Regions from separate parts of the Homo sapiens genome. Here regions 2 and 3 are each linked to region 1. Evidence: chromatin loops called from intact Hi-C (ENCODE). Cell type or tissue: heart right ventricle. All regions are shown on one strand.

The links. A loop is a pair of places that touch in the nucleus more often than their neighbours do. Peaks named below come from ENCODE experiments on the same cell type or tissue, not always from the same donor. Only the 100,000 strongest peaks of a DNase experiment are listed, where the experiment ranks them.
Region 2: it touches region 1 in a loop (6-fold over the local background); 65 of 110 quality-filtered maps call a loop at or near these places.
Region 3: a loop joins it to region 1, with 2.7 times the contacts of the local background. A loop is called at or near these places in 44 of 110 quality-filtered maps.

The regions. Positions count from the first base shown.
Region 1 is chr18:63,126,589-63,134,588 of GRCh38, reverse strand. It overlaps BCL2 (BCL2 apoptosis regulator), which reads left to right. Exons shown (of 3, transcript NM_000633.3): 3 at 5,830-8,000. The coding sequence ends at 5,964. Among named protein-coding and RNA genes, the nearest start is that of BCL2, 190 kb to the left of the region's middle. In heart right ventricle, a CTCF peak has its summit at 3,285 (motif pointing left); a DNase peak (open chromatin) is centred at 3,315; H3K27ac peaks cover 1,043 bases.
Region 2 is chr18:63,435,770-63,443,769 of GRCh38, reverse strand. No RefSeq gene overlaps it. Among named protein-coding and RNA genes, the nearest start is that of VPS4B, 17 kb to the right of the region's middle. In heart right ventricle, CTCF peaks have their summits at 4,137 and 4,339 (motif pointing right); a DNase peak (open chromatin) is centred at 4,275.
Region 3 is chr18:63,013,024-63,021,023 of GRCh38, reverse strand. No RefSeq gene overlaps it. Among named protein-coding and RNA genes, the nearest start is that of PHLPP1, 300 kb to the right of the region's middle. In heart right ventricle, a CTCF peak has its summit at 4,591 (motif pointing left); a DNase peak (open chromatin) is centred at 4,601; H3K27me3 peaks cover 2,054 bases.

The sequences.
Region 1 (8,000 bases):
TCGAATTTGCTTATAGCCAGCCAAGCCATATTAAATTTCCCCAGTATATAGAGAGCTGAGAACACACACTGAGCTCGGGGCCTGAACCTCTTATTGCAGGCATTGGTCTGAGGGGCAGAGCTCATGAGAGTTCTTCTGGGCCAGGGTCTAAGGAGGCCCTCACTTAACCGGGGGCCTGTTGCATGGTTCTAGGTCATGGCTGCTGCCTGGGAGCCCATGTCTCCCCACTACTAGACATCATCTCCCAGCATTTTTGTCTGTCAAATTATGGAGTCTGGATTTTTTTCAGATTAAGTAAGCACTTAGAATGTAACATTATTCTATGTAGTATATATTGAAATATATTTCATAAATAGTAATATACATGTTTGTATTGAATTAGAAAAGACAGCTAAGGAAAAAAATCAGAATAGCCTCTTAAATGCCATGTCCTCATGCCTACTTCTGCCTTCAACGATAATCACTGTTAACATCTTTGCGTTTTCCTTTATATTATTTTTTTCTGTTTGTAAACGCGCACATGTATATGTTAGGTTTTTACAGAAGTGGAATCGTGTTTTGCTGACCGTTTTGTCCTGCTTTACTCAATATGACCTTAGGAACACAATTTCTTGCCAATAACTATAGGGTATGACTTTTAATGCTGAACAGCACTCCATCATGTGGACGCGCTGTCAGTCATCTATTTTCAGACATTTGTTTCCAGGTTTATGCTATTATACATAATCTGTGCACTTTATTATTTTTCCAAAATAAATAACTGGAAGTGAAATTACTAACAAAAGCTTTTTAAAAGCCTTTTGATATGCATTACCAAATTCAAAAGGTCTCCATGTTTACCTTTACCTGGGCATAAGGGTTATTTTGGGACCCCCGCCCATATCCCCAACCGCATGCCATTCTTTTCAGCACTTAGAATTAACCTTCTCTTCCATTCTTGACAATCTGACCTTTTTTAAAAAAAATTCTCATTTTAGGTTTACGTGAAATTTCTCGAAGTGGACCAGGGGTGGTGGCTCATGCCTGTAATCCCAGCACTTTGGGAGGCCAAGGTGGGAGGATCACTTGAGGCCAGGAGTTTGAATCCAGCCTGGCCAACATGAAACCCTTTCTCTACTAAAAATACAAAAATTAGCCGGGCGTAGTAGAGGGTACCTGTAGTCCCAGTTACACGGGAGGCTGAGGCAGAAGAATTGCTTGAACCTGGGAGCCACTGCACTCCAGCCTGAGTGACAGTGGCTCCATCTCAAAAAAAAAAAAAAAAAAAAATTCTTGAAGGTTCTGAACGGAAAAGGAAAATGTTGGAGGATGGCTGCCTCCCAGGTGGGAGTGCTCCATGGCCCGGAGGGGTGAGGACACCTTTGCTGAGTTTAGGAGTCTTGACCCTGGTCTGTTCCCGTCCACACCTACCTGGCCTGGTTCCAAACCTGCAGCAAGGCTGCGGCTGGGAGTTTAGCCATCCTGTCCCCTTGGGCCAGCCCTGGGTGGAACTCAGATCCTCTGTGGCCTCTGAATTGGAAATTTATGGGGAAGCCACTGTGGACAGAGCCACCAGAGCTGAGGCCCTGCCCATCTCCTCCTCATAGGAGGAGCCGGTGCCAGCCTTTCCGTGTGAACCTGTGATCCGTGAAGTCGGGTAAGCCCTTGCCAGTCCTGACATGAGCAAGGGACACAGAGCTTCCTAAATATATAGACTGGGATTTTGTCCGAATCACATGACGACCCAGGTTTTCTTTTTCCCTCTTTGTTGCTTTTAATACATAAAATGAGCATGTGTTTATTTAAAACAGCTTTCAAACTCAAACAAATAATGACAGACTGTTCAAACAGACTTCGGAAATCGCCCCAATCAGGATGTTTGAAAAATCAGGAAGACTTTCTACGAAAGAAGCTTTCAGGTCATTTTAGTCCCGAAGCCGCAGGGTCTCCTTTGCACTTTGGAATTGTAGAAGGGCAAAGTTTAGAGGCCAGCTCCAACCTCCAGGGGGTTAAATGACTTGCCCTCTAGCCCTACACTCTAATAATGTGTAAAGAAGGACAGATAGGTAGGCATTGTATTATCACTTCCCATCTTTGACCAGAACACGGGATGTATACATTTTAATTCATAATTCCTATAGAAATTACGGACTATCCTCAGATCAGAAAGCTAAGAGAGGAAATTGCTTCTGCAAAACGGCAGGCTCAGCAGAACTTCTTGGGGGAAGGGCAGGTTGAGTAGGTGCGGAGCAGGTCTGCAAGAGGACAGACAAGAGCAAGGTGTTTGTTCTGCCACGAGCTCACTTTCTGTATCCAATTTACAAATGGCTTTGAGTGACCTACGTTAATCTTCACAATAATGAATTTTATGGCTATGGATGAAGTAAATGAGGCTCGGGGCTGGGTTATCTGCTGAAGGTTATAAACTAATAAAATATCAAAGCCAGGGTTCACCCACACTCCTCCTCCAAGTCCCATGCCCTTCTCAGCCCCCTGGGATGGCAACAGCATCTCTATGCTGAGGCTTTGGGCCAAGAGCTGCTAGTTTAGCTCATCTCACTCTAGAAATGACATTGTTCTACGTAATGCATATCAGAAATGGCCTGTTAGGTTCATGAGAAGCACTGTTATTTGTGTGGGGGTGAGGGTGGTGAGAGGGAATTATTCCAGCTCTGAGGAGGTGGGGATATTTGGGACAGCATTTCTTCTGCTCTCCAGCACTGTGTGCCAGACCAACTGGGAGAAAATGCCAGCTGGAGTATGTCCCTGCATCCTCCGGTTTCCCAGGATGGCTTCAGGTCCAGACAGGACAAATGATCAGGGGCTTAGTCTGGTTCAGATTTTGCCACACAAAACTCTGTTGATTACTAAAGGGATTCAGAGCCCGGCCACTGACCTTCTCAATGTCAAGCCAAATTGCAGACAACCTATTGCCAGTGCCCTGACAAATTTGGGGTGTCTTTTGGCTGGGCTATTGGGGGTTTCAGCCTACCCATCCCTCAGAGAGAGAAGCATGGATGGGAGGACTAGTTGACATTTGCAGCCGTGTCTGTGATGTCTTGGGTTGCTCCCTGGAAGAGGCAGAGTTCTGGCTTGTGGAGAAGTCCTGACTCCTTCCTGCCCCACTGATCCCTGCTTATATGGAGAGGGGTGTGCATCTTGGCAGACAATCATGATTGTGCCTTAGCTCTGTGCTAAGAGCACTAAACACACATTTTATGTACGTCTATTGCCTCGCTTTTCTAACACTGAAATTTAGAAATGTTTAACAATAGATATTTAAAAAGAAGAAGAAAGCCCTTGCGCCCTCTCCTGGTAAAAGTTAACCAAGGACCTCCAAAGATGCAGAAGGCCCACTGGGTTAGCAGTCGCTGGTCTGGGCTAGCTGATTGTGCTGATTTGACCAATGCTGTTGACACACAGGATGGGTCATCTGTTCTTCTATGGTCTGTGATTACAGAGCATCTTATAAACCAGAGTTTCTCAGCCTCGGCCCTGTTAGCATTGGGGGGCTGCCCTGTGCATTGTGGGATGTTGAACAGCATCCGCGGCCTCTGCCCACTAGATACCAGTAGCACCCTCACCCCAAATCATGACCACTAAAAATGCTTCCAAACATTGCCAAATGTCCCCTGGGGGACAGGATCACTCTCAGTGTGACCCTCGCCCTAAATTCTTGCCTGCCTTTTGTAAAAGGTGGCATTGGTTGGAGGGCAATCCATGAGAATGTGAGGATGGCTCAAGGCAAGCCCTTCATGATGTCTGGAAGCAATATTGATGACTGGTTAACTGAGGTCACTTCTAGGAGTTTGTTTCAAAAAAGCAACTGAACAAATAGACAAGAATTTATATACAAAAATATATCATGATATTGTTTATAATAGCAAAAGTTTTAAACACTATAAACATGAATTTTTTAAAGTATGGCACATTTTATATATCATGAAAATAATTGTATAAATCTATATTTAATAATGTGGAAAGTTACCCTAACAATGCTTTAAATCCTCATCAAGACTACCTCAGGATTCTCAGAGGCTGTTACATATAGAAGGAGTAATTTCAAACAGATTCATAAGCATTTGGGTAAAGCATTAAGCCAAAGACCAATGATTGTATTCAGAAAGCTTAAGTGAACAAACATTTACTACGCACCTATAGTGCACCACAACCATGCCCAGCATGAGGGAGACAAAGAGAATCCCTGGTCCCACTGCTACAGCCCTTGCCCCAGAGAAAGGGAACCCCTCTGTGCACTGTTGGAGCCCCTCCCAACAGCGATGTCCAGGGTCATGGTATGTTACTGTTTCCTGTAATAAAACTGTGTGCTTTGAGTCAGGGTTGTTGGGAATAATGTGAAACTATTCTTGTTTTCTTCTTCATCCTGAATAAATCAGAAGTAAAAAGAATTCATTTACTGATTTATATATTCAAATATTCATTCAGAAAGTTGTCCAAATACTCATTGGACCCAAATGTGAAACATAATCTCCCCAAAATCTAGGAAATGAGCAATTGGTGATTTGCTCAATCCAAGCCCATCCAGAGGGTAGACTTTGCTACAACACACTACAGACCCGACTTGAGATGGAGAGATAGGAATGGAAGGGAGACACTTTTTGTCTCTCAGGGACCTGCACATCCAGTGACACACCCCTGATCTCCTGCCTTGTGAGATCCACAATTTGAGTAAATGCAGAGTTGTGGTCGTCCAGTCTAGCCACCCCCAAGAGAAACCCCCTGACAGCTCCCTTTCCCCAGGAGAACCTTGACCTTAGAGGTTGGCACTGCACCAGTCAAGGCCGCCCTTGGCCCCTCCACTGACTGAGCCCTTGACTGACCAAATGCTCTCATAGAGCTGCCGTTAGCCACGCCAGGGCATCAGCAGAGAGAAGGGTGCTGGTTTCTATCTGGGTTCAAAGCCTGGCTCTGCCACTTGTTAAAAAGTCTCTTATTCCCTGCGATTCTCAGCTTTTTCATCTTCAGAACAGAAACAAATAAAATAACTTCATAAGATTGGTACAAAGAATTAGCTGGATGAGAAAGCGCATGCCTTTAATCCCAGAACTTTGGGAGGCTGAGGCAGGAGACTCACTTGAGCCCAGGAGTTCAAGACCAGCCTGGAAAGTATAGTAAGACCCTATCTCTACAAAAAATTTAAAAATTAGCCAAGCATGGTAATCCTAGGTACTCAGGAGGCGGAGGCAGGAGGATCACTCTTGAGTCCAACAGTTCGAGGCTGCAGTGGGTCATGATTGCACCACTGCACTGCAGCCTGGGCAACAGAGCAAGACTCTTGTCTCTAAAAAAAAAAAAAGAAAGAAAAAGTTTGGTACAAAGACTAAAATAATGCATGTCAGACATTTGATAAGATGTCAACACTCAATCGAGGAGTGTGACGGTCATCATCATTGCTAGATTTTATTACTTTTATGGATGGGCATGCTAGCTAAAATTGCAAAACCTCTAATATTTTCTAACTGCCTCTGCTGTTTTTCTCCTCGGCCCTTAGCACTCTCTCCTACACCATGTGATAATTTATATTGATTGCTGTCTATACTGTTCCACTCAATGGAAGCTTCGTGAAGTAGGAACTTTTAGTCTATTTTATGCACTGCTGTATCTCTAAGATGGCTGGCACGTAAAGAGGGTCTCAATAAATATGCCTTGAATTAATGAAAACAGTGGTTTCTGAATCATGGCCTCCAAAGAGCATTTGCCTTTTCCCCTCTCACCCTTCTGAAGGTGCCCAGGCTGCCCTGGCAGGATGCCTCTTTCTCTGTGGGGTGGCATTCTCTGCTCTCTCTCTAATACTCTTTCTTTTTCTTCCCTCCTCTCCCCCAACTGCAGGATGCCTTTGTGGAACTGTACGGCCCCAGCATGCGGCCTCTGTTTGATTTCTCCTGGCTGTCTCTGAAGACTCTGCTCAGTTTGGCCCTGGTGGGAGCTTGCATCACCCTGGGTGCCTATCTGGGCCACAAGTGAAGTCAACATGCCTGCCCCAAACAAATATGCAAAAGGTTCACTAAAGCAGTAGAAATAATATGCATTGTCAGTGATGTACCATGAAACAAAGCTGCAGGCTGTTTAAGAAAAAATAACACACATATAAACATCACACACACAGACAGACACACACACACACAACAATTAACAGTCTTCAGGCAAAACGTCGAATCAGCTATTTACTGCCAAAGGGAAATATCATTTATTTTTTACATTATTAAGAAAAAAAGATTTATTTATTTAAGACAGTCCCATCAAAACTCCTGTCTTTGGAAATCCGACCACTAATTGCCAAGCACCGCTTCGTGTGGCTCCACCTGGATGTTCTGTGCCTGTAAACATAGATTCGCTTTCCATGTTGTTGGCCGGATCACCATCTGAAGAGCAGACGGATGGAAAAAGGACCTGATCATTGGGGAAGCTGGCTTTCTGGCTGCTGGAGGCTGGGGAGAAGGTGTTCATTCACTTGCATTTCTTTGCCCTGGGGGCTGTGATATTAACAGAGGGAGGGTTCCTGTGGGGGGAAGTCCATGCCTCCCTGGCCTGAAGAAGAGACTCTTTGCATATGACTCACATGATGCATACCTGGTGGGAGGAAAAGAGTTGGGAACTTCAGATGGACCTAGTACCCACTGAGATTTCCACGCCGAAGGACAGCGATGGGAAAAATGCCCTTAAATCATAGGAAAGTATTTTTTTAAGCTACCAATTGTGCCGAGAAAAGCATTTTAGCAATTTATACAATATCATCCAGTACCTTAAGCCCTGATTGTGTATATTCATATATTTTGGATACGCACCCCCCAACTCCCAATACTGGCTCTGTCTGAGTAAGAAACAGAATCCTCTGGAACTTGAGGAAGTGAACATTTCGGTGACTTCCGCATCAGGAAGGCTAGAGTTACCCAGAGCATCAGGCCGCCACAAGTGCCTGCTTTTAGGAGACCGAAGTCCGCAGAACCTGCCTGTGTCCCAGCTTGGAGGCCTGGTCCTGGAACTGAGCCGGGGCCCTCACTGGCCTCCTCCAGGGATGATCAACAGGGCAGTGTGGTCTCCGAATGTCTGGAAGCTGATGGAGCTCAGAATTCCACTGTCAAGAAAGAGCAGTAGAGGGGTGTGGCTGGGCCTGTCACCCTGGGGCCCTCCAGGTAGGCCCGTTTTCACGTGGAGCATGGGAGCCACGACCCTTCTTAAGACATGTATCACTGTAGAGGGAAGGAACAGAGGCCCTGGGCCCTTCCTATCAGAAGGACATGGTGAAGGCTGGGAACGTGAGGAGAGGCAATGGCCACGGCCCATTTTGGCTGTAGCACATGGCACGTTGGCTGTGTGGCCTTGGCCCACCTGTGAGTTTAAAGCAAGGCTTTAAATGACTTTGGAGAGGGTCACAAATCCTAAAAGAAGCATTGAAGTGAGGTGTCATGGATTAATTGACCCCTGTCTATGGAATTACATGTAAAACATTATCTTGTCACTGTAGTTTGGTTTTATTTGAAAACCTGACAAAAAAAAAGTTCCAGGTGTGGAATATGGGGGTTATCTGTACATCCTGGGGCATTAAAAAAAAAATCAATGGTGGGGAACTATAAAGAAGTAACAAAAGAAGTGACATCTTCAGCAAATAAACTAGGAAATTTTTTTTTCTTCCAGTTTAGAATCAGCCTTGAAACATTGATGGAATAACTCTGTGGCATTATTGCATTATATACCATTTATCTGTATTAACTTTGGAATGTACTCTGTTCAATGTTTAATGCTGTGGTTGATATTTCGAAAGCTGCTTTAAAAAAATACATGCATCTCAGCGTTTTTTTGTTTTTAATTGTATTTAGTTATGGCCTATACACTATTTGTGAGCAAAGGTGATCGTTTTCTGTTTGAGATTTTTATCTCTTGATTCTTCAAAAGCATTCTGAGAAGGTGAGATAAGCCCTGAGTCTCAGCTACCTAAGAAAAACCTGGATGTCACTGGCCACTGAGGAGCTTTGTTTCAACCAAGTCATGTGCATTTCCAC
Region 2 (8,000 bases), 310 kb before region 1:
CAGAAAGTATTTTAAAGAAGGCATAACAGAGAAGACCCAGTTCTCCTAGGCCCCACTCCCACTCCAATAAAACAAAAGACCCTCTGATTTGGATGACAGAGGAAGAAGCCTTGGAAAGAAAGTAAGAGGGTAAGAGTCAGTGTAGGGGCCACAAAATTTGCCCTTCATTTGGTAAGTCGAGTTGGGGGTGGAAGGAGAAGTAGCAACACACAATAAAGCTCCCTTTTCACTTTCAAAATCCAAGAACAAGAAGGGCCTGAGCCTCAAATGCTGGAGGAGGCCCAGGGAGACAGCAAGTCTCTACCAAAAAGTCCCCCCTGGGGTTACAGGTCATGACAACCCTGGAGGGGTAATGGCAGTACAAGAGTGTGTCTAGGCCGAGCACCGTGGCTCATGTTTGTAATCCCAGCACTTTGGGAGGCCAAGGCAGGTGGATCACCTGAGGTCAGGAGTTCAAGACCAGCCTGGCCAACATGGTGAAACCCCGTCTCTACTAAAAATACAAAAATTAGCCAGGCATGGTAGCACGTGCCTGTAATTCCAGCTACTCAGGAGGCTGAGGCAGGAGAATCACTTGAATCCAGGAGGTGGAGGTTGCAGTCAGGCGAGATCACACCATTATACCCAGCCTGGGTAACAGTGAGACTCTGTCTCAAAAAAAAAAGAAAGAAAGAAAAAGAAAAGAAAAGAAAAAAGAGTGTGTCTAGGCTTGGGAGGGCATCTGGACATACCCATGGCCACCCCCTGCCAGGGGTCTATTGTGCCTCAGATGCAAAGCTCACATCCTAATATCTATCCCAGGGAGAGGAATAGTGCCTGAAGTGATCATCCTGAATATGGTTGAGCTTGTTCCAATTGTGACAAAGCTTTAAATCAGTAATGCCCCCAAATTACTGAATGTAGCTGGATATACTTAAAAGTAGCCAGACTATTTTTCCCTTTATGAGAACTAAATTCAGTTATCAAAAAAGTTACATTTTTGTATATCTGATTTTTGAAAATGTATAACATTACATGCATGATTTAACCTGTATTTTCAGACATTTCTTTGTATACCTGTCCCATCTCCATACACTTTAATACTTGGAATTTGACTTTGGCCCACTGGCACCACATCCCCTTACAATCTTCTCTAATGAAAGGTGAGTTTTGGCCAGTCCTCCCTCAAGGGAAGCGTTCCCTAACCACCCCTCCTCCTCCTTCTTCCTTTAAACACTCTCACAGAAGCTTCTCATCATAGCATTTATTGTACATGATTACCTATTTCATTATCTGTGATTATCTCACCTACTGAACTGTAAGATCCATGTCTTTTTTTATTGCTTCTATCTCCAGGATCAATAATGGTGCCTGTCCTAAAATTGGTATGCAGTAGAATCTAGCAGATTCTCTATTTACGAACATTCAACTCACAAACTTCACAGATATATACAAGCTCCTCTGGAAGACCAGAGTGCATCAAATCTAAACAGCAACAATATTATGGCCTAATCTCTATTACAAATACAGTTAACTTATAACTAACATAAACAGGTGGCTTTCCTTGGAACACACCCCACTCCGCTGCCTCAAAGGATTACTACTGGGACCACCCTTTGGCAAAATAAGCCCTATCTTCTTCTGTTGATGTCTTTCCTGATCTTCAAGGCCCAATCTAAAAGCTTCACCATTCTATATCTTATTTCAGGAGAAAATTCAGCTCCACTTGGGATAGTTCAATGAGACTATTCATTTTAAACGTTCTTGATTTTGATTTACTTTTTGCTTTCCCAATTATAGGCAGACTTGGGGAGAAAGTTGACCAATATAAAGACAGGGAGAAAAGAGAAGCCTCAACATAAAAGTGAAGTCTTGGGAGGGTGAGGAATGCTGGTTAAGCTATAACATGTTTGGAGAGATGGTGGAGACCAGCAGGGTAGTCCCTTGCCTTGTAAGTTCCTGGTGGGGTGGCTTTACTTGCTGCTAGCATTCCATGCCCTTCTTAAAGCAGCAGCCTAGGGGCTTCCACATGCCTTGTTTGGTTTTCCTCAAACACTGAGTGTCTGGAATACATCAGACACCCAAGACAGAGTGGAAAGGCATAGACTGTCCTCAAAGAAGATGAACAACGAAATGGATGACCGCAATCTGATGTGAGACAAATGTCAGGGCAAAGCGTGGGTAGAAAGAGAGCAGCACACTTGTAATCCCAGCAGTTTGGGAGGCCAAGGCAGGTGGATCAAAAGGTCAGGAGATCAAGATCATCCTGGCCAACATGGTAAAACCCCGTCTCTACTAAAAATACAAAAATTAGCTGGGCGTGGTGGTGCATGCCTGTAATCCCAGCTACTTGGGAGGCTGAGGCAGGAGAATCACTTGAACCTGGGAGATGGAGGTTGCAGTGAGCCGAGATCATGCCACTGCACTCCAACCTGGGTGACAGAACAAGACTCCGTCTCAAAAAAAAAAAAAAAAAAAAGCAAAAGCAGCACCCAGCCTGAGGAGGCTGAAGCCGTAGGAGAGAGAAGGGCAAGGAAACGGGAGAGGTGAGCATTCACGGTGGGGATGGGAAGGGAAGAAGCTCAGTGCCTCCTCCAGAACTAAGAGCCAATACATAATGACTAAAGCCGAAAATCTACAAACAGAAATACATGTGGCTAATTTGGAGAACTGGAAGTAAATTTCAAAATGACCAGTTCAGAGGTAGTGAGACATCTGGGGAGGGGAGAAGTGAAAGGGAAAGGGGCTGATGCTTTTCATAATAAACCCTACAAAACTCGGGTGTCATGGAGTCATGGATAAAACAAAACAAAACAAAAGAGGGAAAACATTAATTGAAACCTTATTTGAAAGCTACATAATTTCCATCATATGGAAATGTCATATTTTTAAGCAATTTCCTACTGTTGAATATTTGTTTCTATTTGTTCCTAATATAAAAAAGGCTGGTTGAATAGATTTATCCATGGATCTTGCTCTGCATCTCTGTCTATCTCCTCTGGGTAGATACCCCTTCCAGGGCAGAAGGTCCAGAAAAGCCATGCCCTTTCACCATAACCCACGGCTCCCTCTCATTAGAACCAACGAAACAGCCTGGAGGACAAAGACCTTCATGAACAATAATACATTTAATTAGTTTCATTATACACTTATTAGTAAAATTATACATGTTGATTACTAGTTTAATTTTATGGATGCATCTAATTTTTAACTAGCCCATCCCACCCAACCTCAGACCCCAAGGGAAAGGGAAAGAAAAGCAAGCCAAAAGTGTGACCAGCAGTCCGAAGGAGTGTCAGTGTTCCTGGGCCCAGGCCAAAGCAGGCCTGTCAGGGATGACTGGACATGTGCTGCTGAGGGTTACAGCCATCCTGAGAGCCCAGTCTTGCCAGAGTTGGGAGCAGAAATGCAGTCCAGCCCAGCAAAGAGACACAGCCCAACCCAGCAAACAGGAACTTGGCCCCCAAAGCCAGAGCTGTGCTCATATTTCACTGCCACAATCTCCATCAATATAACTGCTGATCTGGAAGCTGTGAATGTTTGTAAGCTCTGGATACATAATGTCAATCCACCTTCCAGAGTTCTGGTGCTGCTACTTTGTATAATTGTTGTTGCGCCAAAAATGATACAAACACAATATTGACCTCTAGATTCTTGCAAGCGAATGTATGAATGTATAATGGTCTTCTTCTAGACGGATTTCAGGAAAATGGTAAGGTATTGCCCTGAGCTATGAATTATAAATTGTGAAGCAGGTAAAGTCATATCCCTCACGTCTTGTCTTTGTTTCTGGAGTCGGTCCTGTACTGTCCAGCACAACAACCACCAGCCCCATGGGGCTACTAAACACTTGACATGTGTCTAGTCCACATGGAGATGCGCTGCAAGTGGAAAGTACACACCGGATTTCAAAGATCAGTGCAACAAAAACACTGAAAATGTCTCATTAATTTTTTATATTGATTACATGTTGAAATTACAATATTTTGAATATGTTAGGTTAATAAAAATACATTTGTAAAATTATTTTCACTTGTTTCTTTACACTTGTCTTAATGTGACCACTAGAAAATTTGAAATCATATATGTGGCTCACACTTGTAGCTTGCATTATTTTTCTATTGAACAGCATTGCTCTGTAGAGAAGTAAGCGTTTTTCAATTCAACCCAGAGGGCTGTGGGCCAAGGCTTACTTCACAGTGGGTTTCCTAATCTGTGCCTTTCGGTGTTGCTAGCCCTGAGCCTACTACCTCTGGCAATTTTCAAGGAAGGCTACAAGGAAAGGCAAGCTGCTTACCGTTGAATCCCCCTGTTCCAGCTGCACGGATAGAGAACTGTATTTTCGGGGCATTGCCAGTAGAGGGCATTCTTACCACACTTAAGACCAAAAAACTGGAAAACTAACGAATACAGATTGTCTTTAATACATTCTGGATTGTTAGTTAATTAAGAGATAGATTGACTGAACTAAGAAAATAAAATTAATTCAAGAGTGGGAGAATTTCTTTAAAATTTGCAGATGAAACTGGTATTTGGGGATTGATCCAATGACCAAAAAAAAAAAAAAACCATTAAAAGGAGCAACAGTATTTGAACTGCTTTTATTTTTTTCTAAAACCCTTTGAATCACAATTTTTAAAATAATTTTAATTCCTTTGTCAGACCACTAGACACAGAAGAGTGAAATTCTTAAATTTTCTGAGGTAATTACTTTATTTATAAAGGAGCTTTATCCTGTCATTTGTACAGAATATTTATAACAAAAGGTTGACCTGGAAGTCAATATTTCACGTTGTGTCAGAATGCTCTTCATGGCAGTTACTCATCTGAAGCTAACTGTCTCTAGATACTGCTTCTCCTTGGAACCATTTAGTAATATTTGGATCATGAATTAGCTTCAGTTCATGTTGCCATTGCTCAGGGTTCTTGATTGCTGACTGGTATCCTTGTCAGAAGAGGGAAATTTTGGCTGGCGCTGGTGGCTCATGCCTGTAATCCCAGCACTTTGGGAGGCTGAGGCGGGTGGATCACCTGATGTCAGGAGTTCAAGACCAGCCTGGCCAACTTGGGAAAACCCCGTCTCTACTAAAAATACAAAAATTAGCTGGTCATGGTGGTGCATGCCTGTAGTCCCAGCCACTCAGGAGGCTGAGGCAGGAGAATCAATTAAACCAGGGAGGTGAAGGTTGCAGTGAGCCAAGATCGCACCTCTGCACTCCAGCCTGGGTGACAGAGTAAGATTCTGTCTCAAAAAAAAAAAAAAAAAAAAAAAAAAAGAGGGAAATTTGGGCACAGAGACTCAGACACAGAGGGAGAACATGATGTGATGACGATGGAGGCAGAGATGGAGTGATTTGTCTGTAAGCCAAGGAGAACCAAGGGTTGCCAGCCACCACCGGAAACTAGAATTAGGCCAGGCAGGATCCTTCACTAGAGCCTTCAGAGGGAGCATTGCCCTGATTTTCAGACTTCCAGATTCCAGGACAGTGACAGGATATATTTCTGTTGGTTTTTGTTTGGTTGGTTTTATTTTTAAGACAGGGTCTTGCTCTGTCACCCAGACTGGAGTGCAGTGATGCAATCATGGCTCACTGCAGCCTCAAACCCCTAGGCTCAAGCTATCCCCCCTTCTCAGCCTTCCAAGTAGCTAGGACTACAGGCATATACCATGCCAGACAAGTTTATTTTCTTTTTTTAAAATCTACTTTTTGTAGAGACAGAGTTTCACCATGCTGTGGAGGCTGGGGGTCTCAAACTCCCAGGCTCAAGCAATCCTCCTGCCTTCACCTCCCAAAGTGCTGGAATTGCAGGCATGAACCACCATGCCCCAGGCTCCATTTCTGTTGTTTGAAGCCATTCTGTTGGTGTTACATTGTTACAGCAGCAATCCAGACACAATTTTCTGTTTTCAGAGCTAAAACATTTGATAAGATTTCTTTAAAATTATTTTTTAAATTTCTTTCAATCCATCACAGAAATATTTCAGAAAAAAAAGAGCTAGGAAACCTATTTGTTTAGATTTATTCACATAAGTATGCGCATTAATTTGAAAATAAATGCTTATATAAAATTATATAAGATTGGTCAGGGGCTGTGGCTCAGGCATATAATCCTAGCACCTTAGGAGGCCAAGGTGGAAGGATTGCTGGAGGCCAGGAGTCCAAGACCAGCTTGGGCAACATGGTGAGACTCTCATCGCTACAAAAAAATAAATAATTAGCCAGGCATCATGGCACATGCCTGTGGTCCCAGCTACCTGAAAGGCTGAGGTGAGATTGCTGGAGCCCAGGAATTTGAGGCTGCAGTGAGCTATGATGGCAGTGCTGCACTCCAGCGTGGGTTACTGAGCGAGATCCTGTCTCTTTAAAAAAAAAAATTACATAAGATTAATAAATTACAGAGATAGGCCAGGCGCAGTGGCTCACGCCTGTAATCCCAACACTTTGGGAGGCCGAGGCGGGCAGATTGCCTGAGCTCAGGAGTTCGAGACCAGCTTGGGCAACACAGTGAAACCCTGTCTCTACTAAAATACAAAAAATTAGCCAGGCATGGCAGCGTGCACCTGTAGTCCCAGCTACTTGGGAGGCTGAGGCACAAGAATCGCTTGAACCTGGGAGGCAGAGGTTGCAGGAGACAAGATCGCACCACTGCACTCCAGCCTGGGAGACAGAGCGAGACTCCATTGCAAAAAATAAATAAATAAATGAATAAAATAAATAAAAATAAATTACAGAGATAAATATATCCCAATCCCAACTTGTCATATACATATTTCTTCATCAAGAACCTGCGGCCTCTCAGTATCGTCACATGCTGCATCTTAGCTGTCACACTAACCGTATGATATTGACATTAACTGGTGATGAAACGGGACTTAATGTCGCTATGTGGTCTAGCCAGGCTCAGGCATCCAGTACCTGATACCTGCTTTTCTTCTCTGGGTTAGAGTAAAAAGAATGTCCACAGCAGAGATGAGCTTATGAATTGATTGGAAAATAATTTTCTTTAAAACTTCTCTAGGGAAGAATCTCCACAGACCACATTCTTGGCACCATCCTGCCACCCACCTTGGCCCCATCCTGCCACCCACCTTGGCCCCTGCCTTTCTGCTCTTGAAAAGCCCAGCTTCTCCTCTCCCACTACCGAGAGGCAGCTCAGTAATGAATTCCTCTTAGTAGCCAGCCCAGCCCAGCCCAAAACAGTCTCTTCTCCTTCCTGAAGTTCCTGCTTGTAACACTACTCGCCGTTATTACACAGGATTGTGTATTGCTTATTTCTCCATATGTGAATAGATTGTAAGCTCTTTGAAAATAGGGATCATGCCCTACACAGGGAGTTCCCTGTGAAACTGTGAAAGCTGGAAACACCACGAATGAATGCTCATTTCTGAGTGCCAACAAGAAGTCCCAGGTCCGAGAATAGCAAATGACAGGTGCTCCAAATGGGATAAATGAACTAATCTAAAGTTGATTCCAAAAGCAAGCACTGCATGACATGGAAAGGGTTTATAACTTTGCACGTTATAAGGGTCACTGGTGGTGCACAGGAGATGAAGGGCAGTGGCCACTGTTGGCAGAAACCCGCATGCTGTTCTGTTTTCCTAAAATAAAAAGGAAGCATTGGCCAGGCGCAGTGGCTCACACCTTTAATCCCAGCACTTTGGGAGACCAAGGTGGGCAGATCACCTGAGGTCAGGAGTTCAAGACCAGCCTGGCTAACATGGTGAAACGCCATCTCTACTAAAAATGCAAAAATTAGCCAGGTGTGATGGCGGGCACCTGTAGTCCCAGCTACTCCGGAGGCTGAGGCAGGAGAATGGCATGAACCTGGGAGGCGGAGCTTGCAGTGAACTGAGATAGCACCAATGAACTCCAGCCTGGGTGACAGAGCAAGACTCTGTCTCAAAATAAAATAAAATAAAATAAAATAAAATAAAATAAAATAAGAAAAAGGAAGCATCCAACAGTATCCACGATGTGGTAAAAATGCAGAAACACAGAGCAGTGGGGGCGTGATGTGCT
Region 3 (8,000 bases), 110 kb after region 1:
ATTGTAGGCCATAGAAATGAACAAAAGAAGGGAAAGAACAGGGTCATTAAAGTTATTCTATGAGCTAGGACAGGTCACCCCAACTGTGGTTATGGCCAAGGCTAAATTACAGAGTGCAATGCCATCTGCCCCAGTGTTCTCTTCCTGTCACTCTCAAAGGCTTTTTATTCCAATTTATTTTAGGAGTGCCAAAAGGTATGTTTCTAATTCTATTTCTCTCCAGTTCTTTTTATAGTACTCAAGTCTGGGCAAATATCAGTAACATAAACGTGTGTCCTCGTTTTTGTATTTTAAGTCAGTGATAAGTTGAAGTACCCTGGATTTCCTGCTTCTTTGGAATTCATCACCTGCTGTTTTCAGAGCCAGCTGCACCTGTGTGGTTTTCGGAGCACAGGTCCACCTGCTGGACTGCCTGCTAGGCCATTAGCAAAGCCAGTGGCCAAATCACGCACTTGGGCGTTTTTAGATTCTGTCACTTTAGTGATTGTGAAAAGCTCCAGGCTGCCTGCACCCCCTCCCAATGTTTGCCAGAGAACTGGGAGCTGGGGACAGGGGTTCATTTGGAAAATATCAGTAAGAAATAGGAAGTTCTAAAGAACTTATTATCTATGAGGAAGACAACCAATTATTGCCCTGAGTTTATTGGGGTCTTTCTCTCTTCACCTGTAAAAAAGTGCATTTGCCCAAAAGGTATTGAATTAAGGGGGTATAGTAGATGCTGCCAGATTCCAATATACCTTCCCTTGTCCTTCTTCTTCAGTGCTGACAGGCTCCCATGGTAGCTGCCAGCACATGGCCTGAGGACTTTCTCTTGCCCTGGAGCTCCCTTTGCTACCTGTGCCACTGCCTGAAGTGCTAGGGAGTTGATGCCCCTGGGAACAGCCACCCAACGATGATTGACAATTGGTATATATATATACCCCAGCTCCCTTGCTTTTCAGGTAAAAACTCCGATGTGTGTGTTCTACACTGGCTTCTAGAGTTTCCCAAGTGGAATTAAGCTTCAGTCACCCACAGTGGTAGCTGAATGGATAACACAGGCTTTACTGGCTGCCTTCTCTTCCTGTCTCACTTCCCCACTCCCCTGCCAGCATCTCCTGGGGTCTTATCTTTCAAATAAACGACATGATCTGGAATCTTGTCTTAGAGTCTGATTCAAAGGGAACCCAAAGTCAAGCATCCTCTATGAATGGGATATTGCTGGGGAGATAGCAGAAGACATCTGGGAGATTCCCTTGCCAAACCAGAAATTATGGCTATCTCTCGAGCCTGAGCAGTCTACACAGTTTAGAGTTCCTCTGATGCAGTTTAGGGACCCTGTGGATGCCACGTACACCTTCAGCCCTGGGAGGGAGGGCTGAGGTGGACCCCAGCCAGAGGTGTTCAGAACACAGTGAGCCCTGTAGACAAAGATCAGGGGAGTGTCGGGACAGTTGGACGACAGAAGGACCCATTGTGTTCTCCTGCCATCGCCATCCGGTGTACATTCTCCTCACCAGTCCCTTTTAACTGTGAGATAGGAGGTGGAGGGAGAAAAATGACTGGGAAAATAGGAGCCTTCCTGCATTCTACTCATTCCTTTTATACTCAACTTATTTTTGTTCTGTAAAGTACACTTTTTAGTGTTTCTTTCAGGGAGGACCTGCTAGGAGTAAACTCACAATTTTTATTTGATTAAAGATTTATTTACAGGCCAAGCACGGTGGCTCACACCTGTAATCCTAACACATTTGGGAAGCTGAGGAGGGCAGATCACCTGAGGTCAGGAGTTCAAGACCTCTGGCCAACATGGTGAAACCCCATCTCCACTGAAAATACAAAAATTAGCTGAGCATGGTGGCCTCTGACTGTAATCCCAGCTACTCAGGAGGCTGAGGCAGGAGAATCGCTTGAACCCAGGAGGTGGAGGCTGCAGTGAGCCAAGATTGCACCACTGCAGTCCAGCCTGGGTGACAGAGTGAAACTCCATCTAAAAAAAAAAAAAAAAAAAAAGAGAGAGAGAGAGAGATTTCTTTACAGTTCTCCCTTGGTATCTGCAGAATATTCCAAAACTCCCTGCAGATACCAAAATCTACAGATGTTATAATGCATTATATAAAATGGCATTGTATTTGAATATAACCTATGCATATCCTCCTTTTTATATGTGTTGTTCTTAATCAGTATTTTTTTCTGTTGTATCGTTGTGTCTTTTTTTTCTTAATATTCTCAATCCATGGTTGATTGAATCTATGGATGTGGAACCTGCAAATACAGAGGATGGACTGTATTTTGCCCTTAAAGTTGAAAAATAGTTTAACTAGGTTTTGAAGTCTACACTGGTAGTTATTTTCTGTTAGCTTGTGCCTTGTCTTCTGACTTCTCTTGTAGATACTGAGGAGGCTGTTGTTAATCTAGCAATGTCATTCTTTTGTAGATAAGCTCTCTCCCTCTCTCTCTGTCTCTCTCTCTCATTTCTTGATCCAGATAAATTTAATCCCCTTTTTCCCTCTCTGCTATTCTACAGTTTTATTTTCATGTGTCCAGCTGTGCCTTTATTTTTATTTCAGGGTTCTTTGCTGCTTGAACCTGTGGAATCATATCTCCTATCAATTCTTTTAAAAATTTCAGCCATTGTCTCTTTGAGAATTGCCATCATCTTATTTTTTTCTATTCTCTCTTAAAATTCTTATTAGGGATATGATAGCTCTTGTTATTCTACCCCCATGTCTCTTAAGTTTCTTTTAATATTCCCTATCTCCCCTTGGCTCCATCTTCCAATTTACAAACTCTTTCTTTAGCTGTGTCTAAGCAGCTGCTTAACCTCATCCACTGAGTGTTTAGTTTAAACAGTCCTATTTTTCATTTCTAGAGGTCCTATTTTTCATTTCTAGAGGTTCTATTTTGTTTTTTGTTTTTCAAATCCACCTGGTCATAGTTGTCCTCTTTAGTTAGCCTCTCTTCTATGGTTTTTACTTTAAGCATATTATATTATACTCTTTCAATTGAGCATTTTATTATCTGAAAGCTACCATGTTTGGGATGAATGCTTACTTTCACTCATGATGGAATATATACTTTAGTGTTTCATAATTTTTTATTATAAAATTCTCTTTCAGAGATGGTCTTGTTTTATTCTGTTTTGTCTTCTGTGGGAATTCTGTGCAGCTTGGATCTTAGACATGTCCCTTCATAGTGGTTTCAATTTTGCTTTTGCCAGGTGTCTTGGAGATAGTTAAGGCAATTAAAAAGTCACCACTTCTGTGCTGCCACAGGTCACTTTCCATCAGCTGAGTCTTGGAACCTTTCCTCACTACTTGCATGGCACCTTGCACACATCTCCATGGCACCTCACATCACACTCTGTTCTGAAGCTTATATGTCCCTTTCCTCTATTATTCTGAGAGCTCCTTAATATTCCTCAGGTCTATCACAGAGCTCATAAACATTTGTTGCATGAATGAACTTGGAGAAGCCAGCCCTCAGAGCCTCAGCTTCTTTGAATGGGATGTTATATTTCATCCTTACCTCATAAGATTGTCGGGATATCATAGACTCTTAGGGTCAAAAGGTGCTGTAATTCAATCCATAGGAGGGTCACATTAAATGCTTAATTCCCTGCATAAGATAATTAACTAAAAAGCCCTCACAAGCTGTGAAGGGCCAGCAGAGGTAACTGACTGTGCTTCTCCACTGCACCTGGCAGTGGTTCACTATAACATTACTGTCTGTCTTTGTGCTCTGTGAGTCGGGAATAGTTCCAATGGAAAAGATCCATCATGCAGCAACAATTTCAAACTTTTCTGAGACCAGAACAAAGCTGCACCTGAAGCTGATTCCCTTGGGCATACTTTGGGTTTAGGATCCTTCAAAATCAAATGGCAGTGACCAAGAAAGCAGCTGTGTCCACTTTAAATGTCCACTATCTGTTCCTCACTTTCCGAACTTGACCAAACACTCTTTGAGGAGAGTGACCACAATATATATGTATTTGTATATTCCTATGGTCAAGCAGGAAGCACAGTACTAAACAGTAAGTTTGAATTCTGTCTGACCCATTGAATTTCTTTCTTTCTTTCTTTCTTTTTTTGTTTTTTTTGAGATGGATCCTCACTCTGTCACCCAGGCTGGTCGGCAATGGCACAATCTTGGTTCACTGCAACCTCCACCTCCTGGGTTCAAGCGATTCTCGTGCCTCAGCCTCCCAAGTAACTGGGATTACAGGCGCCCACCACATCCGGCTATTTTTTGTATTTTCAGTAGAGACCGGGTTTCAACATGTTGGCCAGGCTGGTCTTGAACTCCTGACCTCAAGCGATCTGCCCGCGTCGGCCTCCCAAAGTGCTGGGATTACAGGTGTGAGCCACTGTGCCCAGCCTGAATTTCAAGTTAAAGCTAGAGTTGCATTTGATGCTCAACACTCTAAATAAAAAATATATGCTACCTCACAAAACTAGAAATTCTTGATAATAGTAAAGCCATTTTTGGTTTGGGCTATACTTTTTTTTTTTTTTTAACTCAAGCTTTCCTTTGGTGGGAAAAAAAAGGATGGGGTTTGCTATGGGTTTCAGCGGCTCCAAATAGCTGTCTTCCCCTGCCCCCTAGTGGCTTCATGACAAACTGTGAGAACCTTCGCGTCGTTTCTTCTCAATTTTCTTCATTACTCCTATTCTTACTGTTTTTATTATTGCTTGTGAAAAAGACTTTCTTAAAATTATGCAACCTAAAAATTCCCCTTGCTTAACATGAAATAAATCTTCTGTACTTTTTCCAGAAAATATGCGTGCAGGGCCAGGCGCAGTGGCTCACACCTGTAATCCCAGCACTTTGGGAGGCCAAGTCGGGGGATCACTTGAGGTCAGGAGTTTGAGACCAGCCTGGCCAACAAGGTGAAACCCCGTCTCTACTGAAAATACAAAAAGTAGCCGGGCGTGGTGGCATGTGCCTGTAATCCCAGCTACTCGGGAGGCTGAGGCAGGAGAATCGCTGGAACCCGGGAGGCGGAGGTTGCAGTGAGCCAAGATCACGCCACTGTACTCCAGCCTGGGCAACAGAGCAAGACTCCATCTCAAAAAAAGAAAAAAAAAAAAAGAGAGCGAGAAAAAGAAAAAGGATATATGTGTACAGTCAGAGGCACCGTCCTAGACATAGAGAACACAGGAGTTTAGAAGCAATTCCCTCTCATTCCTCATCGGTGGCCATCGTAGACGTTTCCCTTCATAGAGGCCACCACCCTGGGAGGTCTTGCTCCATGGCCCCAGCTGACCCAACATGAAACGTCCACACCTTTCCCAGGCGCATTCTACTACCAGCACCTCCCAAATTAGACCTGAGCCAGCCTTCACATCATTCCCAGCCCCAGCCTCCTGTCCCGGCCAAGAACAGCCCCTTTCTTCCATGTGCCTTGGCTCCTGGGTCCCACCTCCTGCCTGTGCTCTCTGCATAAACACCATTGGTTTGGAATAACCCACTAGAATTGGATCCTAGACATGAACCCAGCGTTTGTTCACAGTGTGTGACCACCGCTAACACCAACCCCAGTGATTTTTGGTGAAGCACAGACCAGGCAAACCCTGTCTTTATCTGGGCCACTTAACATACTTCACAAAATTCAGTAAGCAGATAAATTAACAGAGATTACAGTCATTATGAGATTTAAACTTGTGTCCTCGAAGATCAGGTAGAGCCGCCCCATGAACCAAGTTGCTAAGAATTCATAATATATGATCTATTGAGTTTCTCTGCACCAGCAAGCTTAACTAGAAAATGAGTTTTTTAAATGACACCTTTACAACTGCATCAAGAAAACATCAAATACAAATACCTGGGAATAAATCTAACAAAATATGTCTAAGACCCCTACCCTGAAAATACAAAACATCATTGAAAGAAATTAAAGATCTAAGTAAACAGAGGAATTTGCAACGTTCATGGAATGAAAGCCTCAAAAGTATAAAAATGTCAATTATTCCAAAATATATTTATAGATTTAAAGTAATTCCCATCAAAATGCCAGATTTTTTTAAATTGGCAAGCTGATTCTAAAAATTCATGGGGAAATTTTTTAAAAATTACTTAAAGAAGAACGCTAAAGGAGTTACATTATCAGATATCAAAGCTTATTACATAATTCCATGTCTGGGTATATACCCCACAACATTGAAAGCAAGGACTTAAACAGATACTTGTACACCCATGTTCACACCAGCATTATTTGCAATAGCAAAAGGTGGAAGCAACCCCAGTGTCTGTAGACAAAATGTGGTGTACACATGCAGTGAAATATTATCCAGCCTTAGAAGGGAAAAAATTCTGACACCTGCTACCACACGGATGAATCTTGACGACATTATGGTAATTGAACTATGCCAGTCACTAAAGGACAAATGTCATATGATTCTCCTTATATGAGGTACCTAGACTAGTCAAGCTTATCAAGACAGAAAGTAGGATGGTGATTGCCAGAGGCTTAGGGGAGAGATAATGGAGAGTGTTTGTTTAACGGATACAGAGTTTCAGTTTGGAAAGATAAAAAGAGTTCTAGAGATGGAGGGTGGTGATGGTTGCCCAATGATGCAAATACACTTACTGACATTGAACTGTATGCATAAAAATGGTTACAATGGTTAATTTTGTTATATGCATTCTACCACAATTTTTTTTAAAAAGGACTTGTTATAAAACTACAGCAATTAAGACAGTGTAATAAAGGCATAAGAACAAATAAACCAATGGAACAACATAGAAAGTCTAGACACAGGCTTACACACAAGGTCATCTAATTGATGACAGTAGTGACAATGCAGTAGAATGAGGAAAACCTGGCCATTTAAAAAAATGATGTTGGGTCAATTGGTTAACCTTATGCAGACAAAATATGTCTTAACACCTAATGCACACCACACACAGAAATCAATTCTGTGTTGTAGATCTAAATGGAAAAGATCAAATACTAAGCCACCTAGAAGAAAACATAGGGCAATATCTCAAAGCACTGACCTTAAGGAAACAGATTGGTAAACTAGACTTAATTGAAATAAAAATATTTTTGTTTATCAGAAGATCACATTAAGATGAAAGGGCAAGCTTTGGAGTGAGAGAAGATATGTGTAATACACACACTCAACAATGTATAAAATGCCCTGCAAATCAATAAGAAAAAGACAGCTCTCAAGAGATCGAGACCATCCTGGCCAACACAATGAAACACCATCTGTACTAAAAATAGAAAAATTAGCTGGGTGTGGTGGTGCATGCCTATAGTCCCAGCTACTCAGGAGGCTGAGGCAGGAGAATCGCTTGAACCTGGGAGGTGGAGGTTGCAGTGAGCCGAGATCGTGCCACCACACTCCAGCCTGGGCAACAGAGCGAGACGCCATCTCAAAAATAAAAAACAAAAAAAACCAAAACAACTCAACAGAAAAGTGGTCAAAAGACTTGAACAGGGACCGCACGTGAGAATATACCCCAATGACCAATAAACACATCCAAAGATGGTCAACATCAAAATTAAACTACAAAAAGACATGGCAACAAAACACAACACAGAGTACCACAGGTTGATGAGATTTTGGAGCAACTAAAACTCTAATGTATTGGTGAGAGCATAACTCGGTACAGATAGTGTTTATCTATGTCTCCTATAGCTGAGAGTATGCATGCTTTATGGCCTAGAAATTCCACTCCTGGGTAACAATCCAACAGAAATTCAGTATGAATGTGAATAGCAATGGCATTCATAAAAATCCCAAAGCAGAAATTACCCAAATGTCCATTAACAGTAGAATGGATAAATATATGGTTGTATATCCACAGAATGAAATACTATACAACAATGAAAAACACAAACTACTTAACACATTACATACGGGTGGATCTCACAAAAAAAAAAAAATGTCAAATAAAAGAAAGGCAAATAAGAAAAGAAGATGATCCTATTTATATAGTCCAAAACAGGCAAGAGTAGTCTGTAGTGTTGGCAGTGAGGAGGATAGTGGTCCCTTGTATGGGTGGTGACTAGA